Regions from separate parts of the Mus musculus genome. Here region 1 is linked to region 2. Evidence: chromatin contacts called from ENCODE Hi-C or POLR2A ChIA-PET data. All regions are on one chromosome and are shown on one strand. The core of a region is the stretch at or near the end of the contact, and the rest is flanking DNA. Distances in the headings are between cores, read along the strand shown. Region 1 overlaps Gm39070 (a long non-coding RNA gene). Region 2 holds the start of Dkk3 (dickkopf WNT signaling pathway inhibitor 3).

Region 1 (6,534 bases), core at 1,352-3,851, 45 kb after region 2:
GCTTGGGTGTTCGAACACTTTGGTATCCAGTTGGTGATGCTATTTGGAGAGGTCTTGGAAGTGTAGCCTTGCTGGAGGAACTATCTCAGGCAGGCTCTGAGAGTTTACACCCTTCTCCACTTCTGGTTAGTTCTCTCTGCTTTGCTCCTACAGTCGAGGATGTAAGCGTCCTGACCATTGTGTCTGCTGCTACAATTCCCCGCCATGATGGACTCTTCTCTTTCTGGAGCTATAAGTTCAAGTAAACGTTCCCTTCTGTAAGTTGCCTTGGTATTTTATCACCACAACAGAAAAGTAACTACTACAGTCTTTTTTTTTTTTAAAGAAATATTTATTTACATTTATTTTATCTATAGGAGTATACTGTAGCTGTCTTCAGACACACCAGAGGAGGGCATCAGACCCCATAACAGATGGTTGTGAGCCACCATGTGGTTGCTGGGAATTGAACTTAGGACCTCTGGAAGAGCAGTCAGTGCTCTTAACCTCTGAGCCATCTCTCCAGCCTCTACTACAGTACTTTTATGTGGCCCTGGCTGACTTGGAACCTCCCAGGTAGAAGAAAGCAGCCTTGAACTTGCAGCAGTCCTCTAGCCTCTGCCTCCTGAGGGCTGGTATTATGGGCTTTCACTGACACTTCCATGCCCATCTGTACATTTAAGTGAAAGGCTTTGATGCTAATGCCACCCTCAGGCTTGTCGTTTTCTGTCTTGGGTTTTGGGATGAACAGAAGAGCTAGAGCCAGTTTCTGAGCTCTGAGTTATGCAATCGTGATCAAAGCTAAGGCAGGAGCACAGGCATGGTCCCCATCAGCAGCTTTGATGACTCCTGGGTGAGTCACTGTTGGAAAAACAGAGCGGGAGATAGTCTATGTAATCAAGAAGAAATCCTTTCCCATGGGGCATTCTCCCTGGTAAATGATTGTCTGCCAGGAGCCTTTGCGATCCTTTGCCCAGCTGCAGAGCTGATGGGGGCTGGGGATTGTCTGGAGAGTCACCTGAGGGGATGGGCTAGCAGTCTTGGGGATACTTCTCAGGGCCCCCCCTGTTCAAGAGGAACAGCTGGCCGGCCGAGTTATCTCTACCATCCTTCTTTGCTCTTATGTTGGGTAGCTGAAAAAGAAGTTTGTAGAAGAAACTCAGCCCTACTGCCTGGTGGGTGTCTGTGGGAGAGGAGCTGGGGGGGGGGTTGATGTTTTTCTTTTAAGAGGGAGAGAAGGGAGGAGGAAGACGGAAGAGGAGAAGGGGAGGAAGGAGGAAGAGAAAGAGGAGCTTAGCTGAAGGTAATCTTTTTCAGATGCTCTTTGTTTCAAGACCTACAACTGTAGCCCTAAGGAGAGAGAGTTTGTGCTGGGTGCTCACACCCCTTCTCCCCAATATCCCATTCCCCTGGGACTTGGTCTCCTGGTCCTCAGCCCTGGCAGAGGCAAGCTTATCTTTGACTAAGCCTGACTCAGCCACCCCTGATGGCGTCTTCTGGGCTATTGCCCTTCCCAGGATGTAATCGTGTATGCTCTGTGGGCAGACGGTCTGTAACAAATTTCTTAGGATGGAAACCAAATGACTATAAAAATAGTTGGGCCAGATTGCTGGAATGCACCACGGCTCAGGAGTAGCCCGGGGATGTCTGAGCCCAAGCTAGTGGCTGGCAAATGAGGCTCATACCCACTTTCTTCCATCCTGTCTACCTCAAGGTACCCATTGCATGTCAGCTCCAAATGGGAACAGAGGATGATGCGAGCTCGGGCACCTTCTTAGAGGCTCGCTTTTAGTATGCATTTCCAGAAAGCTTCCTGGTACAGATCAGATACTCCCTGACTTACCTGGCCCACCCGAGGTTGGCATCAGAAGCCAAAGTTCCAAGGGAGACAGCGTGGAATGAGCCATCTCCACAGCTCCCAGAAGCTTTGTTCAAGGGACAAGTCCCCTTTTGGGGTGACTGGGGAGTGGTAAAGCCAATTTCGAATGAGTTTAGTCTCTAGAATGCTGGCCACCTGAAGATGTGGTTTTCAACTAGAACGTTCCCCTTTCCTGTCCCTCCTTTGTCCCTGGAGGACTCAGGTTGGAAGCCCTGCTCTCCCCTCCTTCACCAGGGATTGCTAAAGGTGGGTCAAACAGTCAAGGAGGCCAGAAGATGTTGGTGGCTGTGATGGGTAATACTGATGGTCAGCTTTCCAGAACATAGAATTGAAGAGACAACCCCCTGGGTGTGTCGTCTGTAAGGGGCTTTTCTAGATACAGTTAACTGAGGTGGGAAGGCCCCGCCCTGATGTCAGATGGCACCAATCCTACTGCACAAAAAGGGGAAAGCTAGCTGAACCCCAGCTATTCATCTCTCTTTGTTTCCTAACTGCAGATGCAACATGCTGGACCAGCTGGCTCACCCTATCATGATGGAGTGAGCCAAAATGAAAATAAACGGGCCCATCTTTCAAGTTGTTTTTGTCAAGCATTTTGTCACAGCCAAAGCAACACAGTGGCCTTATGGAGAGTCTTGGCAATGGATACCTTGACACCTGGTCCAAGGTATTCATTCCAGGCCAGAGACAGCAGGAGCAACGACACAGGAAAGCAAAAGGGCTTGGAGGTGGAGCTTTGTCAAACCCTGGCCCAGTCTCCTCTTCCTCCCTGGGTGCAGGAGCTGCTCATGCGCCTGTGAGCACAAAAGTCAGCGAGGCAGGGAGTTCCCATCAAATGCAACTGGTTAGATCCTGGGACCAGCCATGCATGGGAAGGTCTGAGTATGAAGGCGTTTGCTTGCTTGTTTGTTTGTTTGTTTGTTTGTTTGTTTGTTTGTTTTGCACAAACTAAATTAAAGGCAAGGATGGGACATGTGCGAAGGATCCTGAGCACTGCTGCAGCAGGAAGCCTCCGTTTGTGAGGCAGTGAAATCACCGTATATGGCCTGAGAGGAAATCCTCAGCAAAGATGCAAATAGGTCACCAAGTAATAGCAAAACTATGCAGCTGACTGGAGATGCTGTGCAGCCTCTGCAGCTGAGCAAACTCCAGGACCAAGAGGGCCACAGAGGATGGGGCACAGGAGACTCTCCCTTGTGCCGCTGCCCCCCCCCAGCCAGTGTCTAGCCCCCTCGTCCTATCTCCCCATTGGGATCTGTCCCTAGTCTCTCCAGAGTCCCCTTGTTCCAAGTGGCTGAGATCAGGCAGGGACAGGAGTTTGTTGGACTCTTGCTGGTGACTAATGCAGTACTTGAACAGGAAACAGACTGCAAAAGACTTAGGAGACACTATAATTAGCTCATGTCCTAAAAACACTCACTTGGGAAGAAATGGAATTAACACACTGGGAGGAGGAGGAGATACAGCTCCCAAGCAAGCTGAGGCATCATCCAGGAAGTGAGCCTTCCTCCTAGGCAGCTGCCACACTGAGTGTACCCAGCTCTGCTCCCGGAGCCGACCACCAAGCAAGCCCTGCTTACTGCCAATAAGATTGTCTGTGGTTCTGGATAAGCCAGATTCACAGGGACGTGATATACTAGGATATGCATGAAGGACTGAGATTCGGAGTTCAAGAGGGTGAAGGCTCTTGCTTTGGGCTATTACGGATTGTATGTAAACATTTTCTCATAGGCTCATGTGCTGGAGCACCTGGTCTCCAGCTGGTGGCTCTGTTTTGGGAGACTGTGGAGCCCATAGGGGCCATGGTCTAGAAGGAGGAAGTGGATCTTTAGTGGCTTTCCATATCCTTTTCCAGTAGATTCCTTCTCAACTTCATGTCTTTGGTCATAACCTACTAAGTATAGTGAGTTATGTATAGTGGGGCCACATCCTTAAGGAAGATTGATTCACATTACTGTGACAAAATATCTGGGGGGGGGAGGGACAACTTAAGTGGGGGGTGGGTGTTTTGGCTCACAGTTTGAGGATATATAGTCCATCACCACGGGAAACCATACATCTGGCCCATGGTCACAGGAACACCTGGCAGCCTCTTTGTACCTTGTATCACTAACTGCAGAGCACATACAGAAACCTTCATTTAACCCTCCAGGCCCTCTGCCCAGAGGCCTACTGCAACTATCAACTGCTAATAGCTCTTCAGTAAGGCGCGGGACCTGGGAAACTCTGGCTGGTTTGATCCTGTGCAGGTAAGGACAGCAGATGTAAGTTCACAAGTACAGTCGCCATATCACGTCCAGATGGCAGCATAAAACAGAGCTCCCCCCCCCATCCTCCTCTGTGATGTTCCCTGAGCCTTGGGGCGTGGGTGACAGGGTAGGGCTGGGTTGATATAGATGTCCCATTTGATGTTCAGCATTCTTGTTAAGTATTTGGACACAGTTACAAGAAAAAAATAAGATCCCGGAGAAGCACAAAGTAGAGGTGATGATACTTTAAGAAAATCTCTTCTGATTGCTTCAGATTCCTCTATAAGCCAGGCTGCAGTGATCCTAGCAGCCTGAATCCAGTGATGGAGTAGAGAGCAAGTCAAGAGAATTGGCCTTGGATAAAGGGCAACTTGGGGTTATAATACTCGCCAGGACACTGAGTTACAAGGTCCCTTAGAGTGGACATTAGTAAGACTGTTGTCTTTTTGTGTGTGTGTTTTTTTTCCTAGTCTGCGGGACTTCAAATCTTTTATTTTTCAAAGCATTACAGCTTGTCTTCAAAGGAAAACCAGAAAATAGATCTATCCTGAATCCGGTGGGAGCCCACATTTCCTGGCGTTTATACAAAGCACCCGTTCCCTACAATGCCCTGGGGGCCCACAGAACACTGTTTGGAGTGCACAGATCTAGAGTCCTGACCCTTGGGGTTGGCCATCCAAAACTCTTTTTTCATGGTCCTTTTACTTCCTCCACACAAAAATTATTGCTAAAATAGCGAAAAGCGGTGACTATTTCTGGACTGGCATTGTCTAGAAATGTCAGTCAACACAGAAGGACGATTCATGTCTCTCAAGCCCCTGCCAACGGCTTAACAGCCTCGGAGCTCCATGATGAACAACACGCAGAGCTCACTTAGTTCTCCCTCTCCTCGGGAGCCTCAGCCTCTGCCGTGTGCTCTTGCAGCACCTCTTCTGAGAGACAGGTGCCATTTCCTATCCAGTGAATGGGAGCCGGCGTGGGGATTTGCTTCAGACAGTGTTTAGTGGAAGTGATGGGGCCAGCTCCAGGCGGGCCTTATGAAGCTTTGTGTCTTCCTCCTCTTCCTCCTCCTCCTTGCCCTCCTCCCCTAAACCCCACGTTCCTGCTACTGCCAGAAGAATAATTCTAGGCTGGCCTGCTGAGGACAAAGCAGAGGTGTCTCTGGAGAGGCCACACCAGACCAGCCACCCCCAGTTCACCTGCTGTCTGTCTGCAGAAGCATCAGTCACTAGACTCCCGCGGGATCATTAGTGATGGCCTCTCTGGGGCCTGTGTTTGGAGGAGTCTGTTCCTGCTCCAGCTCTTTCCATTGCTGAGTGACAAACCGCCCACTGCTGAGTACTTTATACTAATTGCAGTCTGAATGTGAAACGTCCCTTACAGACTCACGTGTCCAAATGCATGGTCCTTCCCCTGGTAGTATTGATTTGGGAGGTCGGATCCAGCTGGAGGCGGTAGACCTCTGGACAGACAGCCTTGAGGGTTATACAGTTTCAGCCTTTGCTCTGGCCTGTAGTTTGATCCCTGTACCAAGCAGCAGCCACACGATTCTGTTACCATGGGCCACTCTTTCTCCACCATGATAGACTGTATATCCTTAAACTGTGAGCCAAAAAAAAAAAAAAGCCCCTCCTTCCTTAAGTTGCTTCCATCAGATACTTTGTCACAGTGATGAGATAAGTGACTGATGCGATACTTAAATACAGCTGGGGGTTGGGTGGGGTAGCTCAGTTGGCAGAGTGCTTGCCTAGGGTGATAATGTTAAATATCAACTTGCCAGAATATAAGATCGCCTTGGGTTAGCCTCTGGTTAGGCTTATGGGAGATTACATTGGTGGCATTAACTGAGGTATGAAGTTCTGCAGGGACCATGATGAGCATTGCCTACCAAGGGCAGAATGGAAGAGATGGCCACCTGGGATATGTGAACTCGTACCTTTTACTCCTCTTTATCTGGATGGCTCCTACCCACACATTCCCTAACTTTGAAGGACTCTTTGGTGTGGGTGGGAGGAAGTGCAGCTGCCTGACTTTCAGAATCAAATGGATACAATCCTGTCCGCTAAGCCCTCTGCCAAAACCACAGTGGGAAAAATCAGACTATCAATGGGTGCAGTTACGATTCATACCTGACCCTCGTCTAGTGAGGAGGACGAAGGTTGTCTACCTGCCAGCCCCAGCCAAGCCCATCTGCAAGCGTTGGAAGGTTTTCAGCTATGTCATTTACTTCTCCCAGTCTCACGTACCAGTGATACACCAGGTTGACCCCAGCACAAGTGACCCCAGCAGGGCTGTGGCAAGGCCAGTGGTTGTTGCCCAATTCCAGATAGAGTTCCCCTTTAGGCCAGCACCTGAATAGCCTCTCGAGCCTTCTGCAACTCAGTCAGGCAAACAGGCTTCTGTCTCAGTACTCATGGTGTTTTAGTC
Region 2 (5,939 bases), core at 1,651-4,150:
ATTATTTCCTGAGACCCAACAGTCCTTAATTATAATGACCTCATGAGGAAGACACTTGGTCTATATCTACCTGCTTTTCTTATACCAATTTTTGACCAGGTAATTTGCTTTTCTAGAATCTTCTCTTTGATCCAGAGGTGTGTCAAAGATTTTCTCCAGTCTGGACCCTGAATCCCATCACTAATTAATGGCAGTGCTGGGACTGAATGAAAGGCAGTTGGTCCCCACTGTCTAATGCCCCCTTTCCCATCGCCACAGCCCATGAGGACAATCTAGGGAAAAGGCCACTGACTTTGTTAAATGTGACGATCAATGTCTTTGGTTTGCAGCCAATCTGCGCAACTGAAGCAGAAATGTATCCAGATGAGCAGCAGTGGAGCCATGATAAAAATTTCCATGGGAAAAGTGCGGCACTAAGATCCGATGGGGTCCTAAGCTGCACTGTGGCCACAGAAACCAAGCAGTCCTCATTGGACGCAGATCTCAGAGAGCCCTGCTATAAACCTTCTCAACTGTGATGGGCACTTCCCAGTGAGCTAAAACATGGAAGTGCTGTTGTCAGTGTTCCTGGAAATCCATGTGCACGGGGGGGGGGGGGGGGGAGGGGGGGGGTCCTACAACCCAGGTAAGGACAGCAGGAGCCCTGACTTGAGCGAGAATGGTCAGGAGCTCCGTGCAATCTACAGCTACAGAGTTGGGGGCTGCTGGGGTCTGGCTGACTGCCCTCCTTCAATTATGTTACACACAAACCATTCCATAAGCTCAGAAAACCTACAGGCCTGGCTGGTAGATATTCAGGGGTCTGCTCGTGTCCCTGCCTCCCAACCCAGTGTTCCCTGCAAAGTCATCAGGCTGGCTTGGGGAATGGAAGGCAAAATACACCCAAAGGACGAAAGGCTGAGGGGAAATCAACCTATTCCAGCAGGCGGTGGCCAACATTTAGAACTACCTAAGGTGGTTACCACAATAGAGATGGTAAACACCCAACCCACTTGTCTGTTCACTGCAATAGCTAGTTCCATTCAGATCCAAATCCCCATCTCACTAGGTGCCAAGGACGGCTAGCCTAATATGCTGATCAAGAAGATTCAGGCCACTTTCAACATGGTTGGAGGCCATTTTAGGAAACAGAGCAGGGTGCCATGCAAAGTGTTGGCCCCTGGAAGATGAGGAACCAAAGTTTGGCTCTCATCTGCCAAACTTTTTGGGACTTCGGCTATTCTCACAGGAAACTGAGGTCGGGCTGCTAAATGATTGACCACGGTCCACCTACTGTTGAGTGGCAGAGAATCTGAACCTTGGTCTCCAAAACCCACTGGGTGTAGGTGAATAGGGTTGCTGTGAACACCCTCATGCCCTCCCTTCTGACCACTCACTATGGCATGGTCTTAGGACTTACTTTAGTCCTCCTTCGCTGCCCCACAACACATTTAAGGGAGCCAGACAGATTGCCAGCAGAGCTCAAGATTCTTTTCCGCATGACTAGCGTCCTGACTGTTTCTTGGGGAAGATGGTACAGGCTCAATGCCCAAGGGACACGTTGGAACTTGAAGCTGTCTGCAGCTGCCCCAGCCTCTGCAAACCCATTGCGCTGAGACACCCGAGTGGCCCCAACCTCAGCTCAGCTCCAACAGGGGACAGCCAGCTGCGACACAGTGGCTCCTGCTCCTTAGGAAGAATTCCACCAAACCTCCCTTGCTGGACAGGGATGCATTCAGACTTTCGGCAGGCAGACAGAACCGGCTGAGAGTAAGAATCACCCAGCGCTGCACTCAGGGCACTCCACGTCTGCTGTCAGGCCTTTTTTCCAGCTCTGCACAAAGCCAAGTCTTTGGCCAGTGCTGCAACCATCGCTAGAAATATCCCCCCCACCCCACCCCCGCCAAGCCCCCGGCCCACTCCCTTTCTCATTCTCGCACTTTCAGAGCCAGGCGCCCTCAGGGTGCACCCACCTCCTCCACGGCACTGCGCAGTTTGTGCTGAGTGTCTTCCATCAGCTCCTCCACCTCTCGAAACATCTCATTGAGCGTAGCTTCCTCCTGAGGGTAGTTGAGAGCTGGGCCCGGCTCCGCCGGAGTCCAAGTGACCGTCGGGGAAGGAGCAGGAGCAGTGGGGACCGCCGCCGCCAGCAGTGTACACAGCAAAATACCCCCGAGCCGCTGCATGTTTGTTCCGCGCTGGCCGCCGCCTGTGTGTCCCGGAAAGCTATCAAAGACTGCAGGACCACCCCTCTTGCCCGTCCCGCCCCGCCCCGCTGCTCTGCCCGCCCCCAGATGGAGCGATACCCAGCCCCCTCCCAGACTCAATCCCTGCTGGAAACAGTGGTGACCACTACTCCTCTCCAGCCTGGGTGCCCTCTGCACTCTAAGCCCCCAAACCCCGTTCTAGTACCCAGGAAGAGCTCCACTTGACACGCTTATGGAAACCCCAGCTCCGGAACCAAGGAACTCAAGTCTTCTACTCTTAATAGCAGACCACTTGCCCGAATCAGGAGACATTATCTGGACTACGGGTTCGAGTCCCGTCCCTTCCTTTACTATTTCCCCATCAATTCTATTACTGGGATCTCTTGGACCCTGACACAGGCTCAAGCCTCTCCTAGCCCCAAGCAGAGATCAGCAGAGCCCTCCTCCCAGTTCATCCTCCTCCCATCGCGATGCAAATGCATGGAGCCCCCCATCTCTAACTAAGGGAGACCCAGCTGGGCTATCTCCACGACGATGACCACCGCTCACCCAATTCGAATGAACAAAGCTGAGCTGCAAGCTGGATCTGGTCACGACCGGTAGCTGGGCTGCCACAGAGCAGCTGGAGAGGCACTGTGTGCGGCTAGGATGCAAAAGCGCCTGTATCCAGAAAGCCTGCAGCCTGCGCCCCCCCAGTCCACCACGCCTCCGCCCGGCGGGAGGGGCGGTCGCACAGCCAATCGCTCTCCAGGCCGTCTGCGACCTCAGCTCACTCCAGCCTCTAAATCCTGGGAGGGCCAGTCTGCAGGAATCTATCCTCTTCCTGGCAGCCCCCTACCTCCGCGATAGCCCAGGCTTCTACTACATTTTACAGCCTTCTTGAGTCTCACCTTGCTAGCTCTAAGCCTGCCTCTGCCTTGGACGCAGTCCTAAGGGATGGAATCCCAGCCCCTCAGCCATTACAAGGTAGTCTAGACAGTACCCAGCCAGGAAAATCCACTTTTGGCCATGAGAATGGGTCAACAGAATGTCAGCAAGTCCCTAGACAGGCGACATAGCAAAGTAGCTAGGATGGACACCAACAGTCCCAGTACTGCCAAACTAGTATGGTCTGTAACGTAGCTTGATGTATGCTGCAGGCTACAGCTGTACATGTAATTCCTACTTAATACGCACGATTCATGAAGAGGGGTCAGGGCTTGAAAATGGGCTGTGTACCTGAGATAGCAACCTGGTCTATTGACAGTTATCTCTTCAGTGCCTAGAAAAGGGGTACTAAAAAATTAAATTAAATTAAAAATTTTTTTAAAAAGTGTTTCCGAAAACCCTTCTCCCACTTCTTTATCTATCCTGATTCTTCCTCATCAGTTTCCCTGACATCTCTCTCTCCCCTCCCCTCCCCTCCCCTCCCCTCCCCTCCCCTCCCCTCCCCCCTCTCCGCATCTCCTGATCTTTTTCTCATTTCTTCCCTGTGCTGGCTAATTTTTTGTCAACTTGACACAAACTAGAGCCACGTGGGGAAAAAACACCTCAGCTGAGAAACTGCCTCCATTGGTTTGGTCTGTCCGTTGCAGCATTTTCTTAACTGCTAATTGATGTAGGCGATCCCAGCCACTAGGGGTGATACCACCAACAGGCAGTTGAGCCAAGGCTGTGTAAGAAAAGTGGCTGAGCAAGCCAGAAGAGCAAAAGACAGTGACCTTCCTCCATTGGCTCTACCTCACGTCCTGAGCTCCAGGCCTGGCTTCCTTGATGCTGGAGTATAAACCTGTAAGACGCAATGAACCCTTTCCTCCCTGAGTGGCTTTTAATCATGATCTTTATCACAGCAACAGAAAGCCAAACTGGAACATGCCTCATCTGTCCTCTGGGGTAGCTAGCACAGGTCACAGACTCACTGGAGTCTCTTCACCAGCCCCTCCCCTGCCACCCACGAGGAACCAGGAGCTTGGTTGTATCTGCAGGGCTCCAGGCCTACACACCTGATCCCTGAGAAACGAAGTGGGGTGGGGTGGTTAGAGCAATAGCTGCTGGTACAGCACTACGGTGACGTGGATAGTGACAAGCATTATCCATTTATTTATTTATTTATTTATTTAGTTAGTTAGTTAGTTAATTAGTTATTTATTTAATTTATTTATTAAGTTTTACTCATTGAATTCTCAGCAGCCTTTTAAGGTTTAAGCCTTTTGGTCTCAAACAAGAACCCTTCCTTAAGATCTCAAACTAACAAGGAGTTAGATGGGGATTTGAACCCAGTAAGCCACCTCCAGAGCTTCTACTACCTTTGAACACGATACTCCTTTGCTACACTTCGGCTGGGAAGTATCTGAGGTGTCTGGGAGCAGAAGATGAGCAATTTCCCTGGGAAAACATAGAAAATAAGTGTCTGCGATGGTGACTGCTGTGTCATGTCCATACACCTGAGTCCACAGCAGTGGCCGCTGAGAGGAGGCATCCCTGAGGCCTTCTTCCTACTAGGCAACTGCTTGCCATTGATTCGAGATGTCCGTCCTGTTCTGTAGGCAGAGAATGGGAATGAAGACTCAGAAAGGCCAGGCTACCACTCAGTGACGTAGACCTGCCTCTGGCCAAGATGGGACACCCAGCCACTCCTCAACTGGCAGGCCTCTAAGTAGAGACTCATAGAGTCCAAGGAAAGCTCCCTCCCAGCATGCTTTGCTCTGCCCTCCTGGGTGTCTGGAAGGCCCTGCTCAGTTGCTTGTTAGCTTGCTGGAGATGGCTGACCCTGTGCAAGGAGCCTTCTACTTAGGCTCTAGATGTCCTGCCTGTCACTGTGCATCAGTGTTCACTCACCAACAGAGATGAAAGCTGACCTGGGGGGAAAGAGAGAGAGAAAGAGAGAGAGAGGGAGAGAGAGAGAGAGAGAGAGAGAGAGAGAGAGAGAGAGAGAGATCCGGCATCGAGTGAGAAACTGCAAAAGGCCAAATTTGCTATCCAGCCCTCTATGTGGCTGTAAAATACTGAGGATCTCCTCAGATGAGCCCTGACTCCCACCTTAGGTCTACTACTGACCAAATTACAAAGGCTCTTCCTAAACGGCAACAGAAGGGTTGTGCTTTCTCACACGGGGAAATATCAATTTTGTGATCACATTCTTTGCAGAACTGTTGTGCAGATAAATAGTTTTGTTATTAAACAAAACGATCACAAAAAGGAAATGAAACCATACATGACTCAATTATTAGGTCTCTACCTGCCTAGCTTTGAGCAGTCTGGCAGATAGCCCCAGGCTGGTAGCAGAGACACTGAGCAAGCTGTAGCCATGGACACCACCCCAGTGCAGGCATGCTCGGCTCTGAAGAGCTTGGATTCGGGCAAAGAAAGCCCAGTTACTCTGGAGACTGGTAGAAGAGTCCCTACCTAGGTGGCTTTTGTGAGATGAAGGGATGAGGGGTGGGGGCTGGAGCAGAGAGAGAGAGCAGATCTGCACAGTTCTGTTATGTTTGGCAAAACAAACCTTCTGAACCACACTTGCAATTTGTCCAAGATCTAAATACGCAAGGGATATCAGGGGCAGTGGAGGTGTTAGGTACTTCTCTGCCGCTATGATAAACACCACGGCCAAAGGCAGCTTAAGGAAGAGAGAGAGAGAGAGTTTATCCAGGGGATAAGGGTTCACGCAGTGGAGGCATGGCAACTGTGAGATCAAAGCAGAAACAAGAGCAATACACCTTTCAAGTTAACAGGAGACCTACACAGGAAAAATATACCTTGCAGGTTAAGGGTTAT

Evidence for each region. Hi-C counts contacts between places; a loop is a spot of excess contacts on that map. ChIA-PET counts read pairs that join two places held with the same protein, here RNA polymerase II (POLR2A).
Region 1: POLR2A ChIA-PET joins it to region 2 with 30 read pairs in Patski. The contact joins the enhancer-like site here to the promoter of Dkk3 in region 2. A Hi-C loop is called at or near these places in 1 of 37 maps with a recorded cell type or tissue (left cerebral cortex). POLR2A ChIA-PET finds 5 or more read pairs at or near these places in 1 of 5 experiments (Patski).

Annotation. Positions count from the first base shown.
Region 1 is chr7:112,201,535-112,208,068 of GRCm38, forward strand. It overlaps Gm39070 (a long non-coding RNA gene), which reads left to right. Exons shown (of 3, transcript XR_001778349.2): 2 at 154-257; 3 at 2,356-2,458. Among named protein-coding and RNA genes, the nearest start is that of Gm39070, 5.2 kb to the left of the region's middle. Within about 2 kb of position 2,602, at least 1 of the 3 ENCODE cell types and tissues checked has a DNase peak (open chromatin) inside an H3K27ac peak, as active enhancers do.
Region 2 is chr7:112,156,231-112,162,169 of GRCm38, forward strand. Dkk3 (dickkopf WNT signaling pathway inhibitor 3) reads right to left here and starts at 2,901. Exons shown (of 8, transcript NM_015814.3): 1 at 2,736-2,901; 2 at 1,953-2,188. The coding sequence starts at 2,165.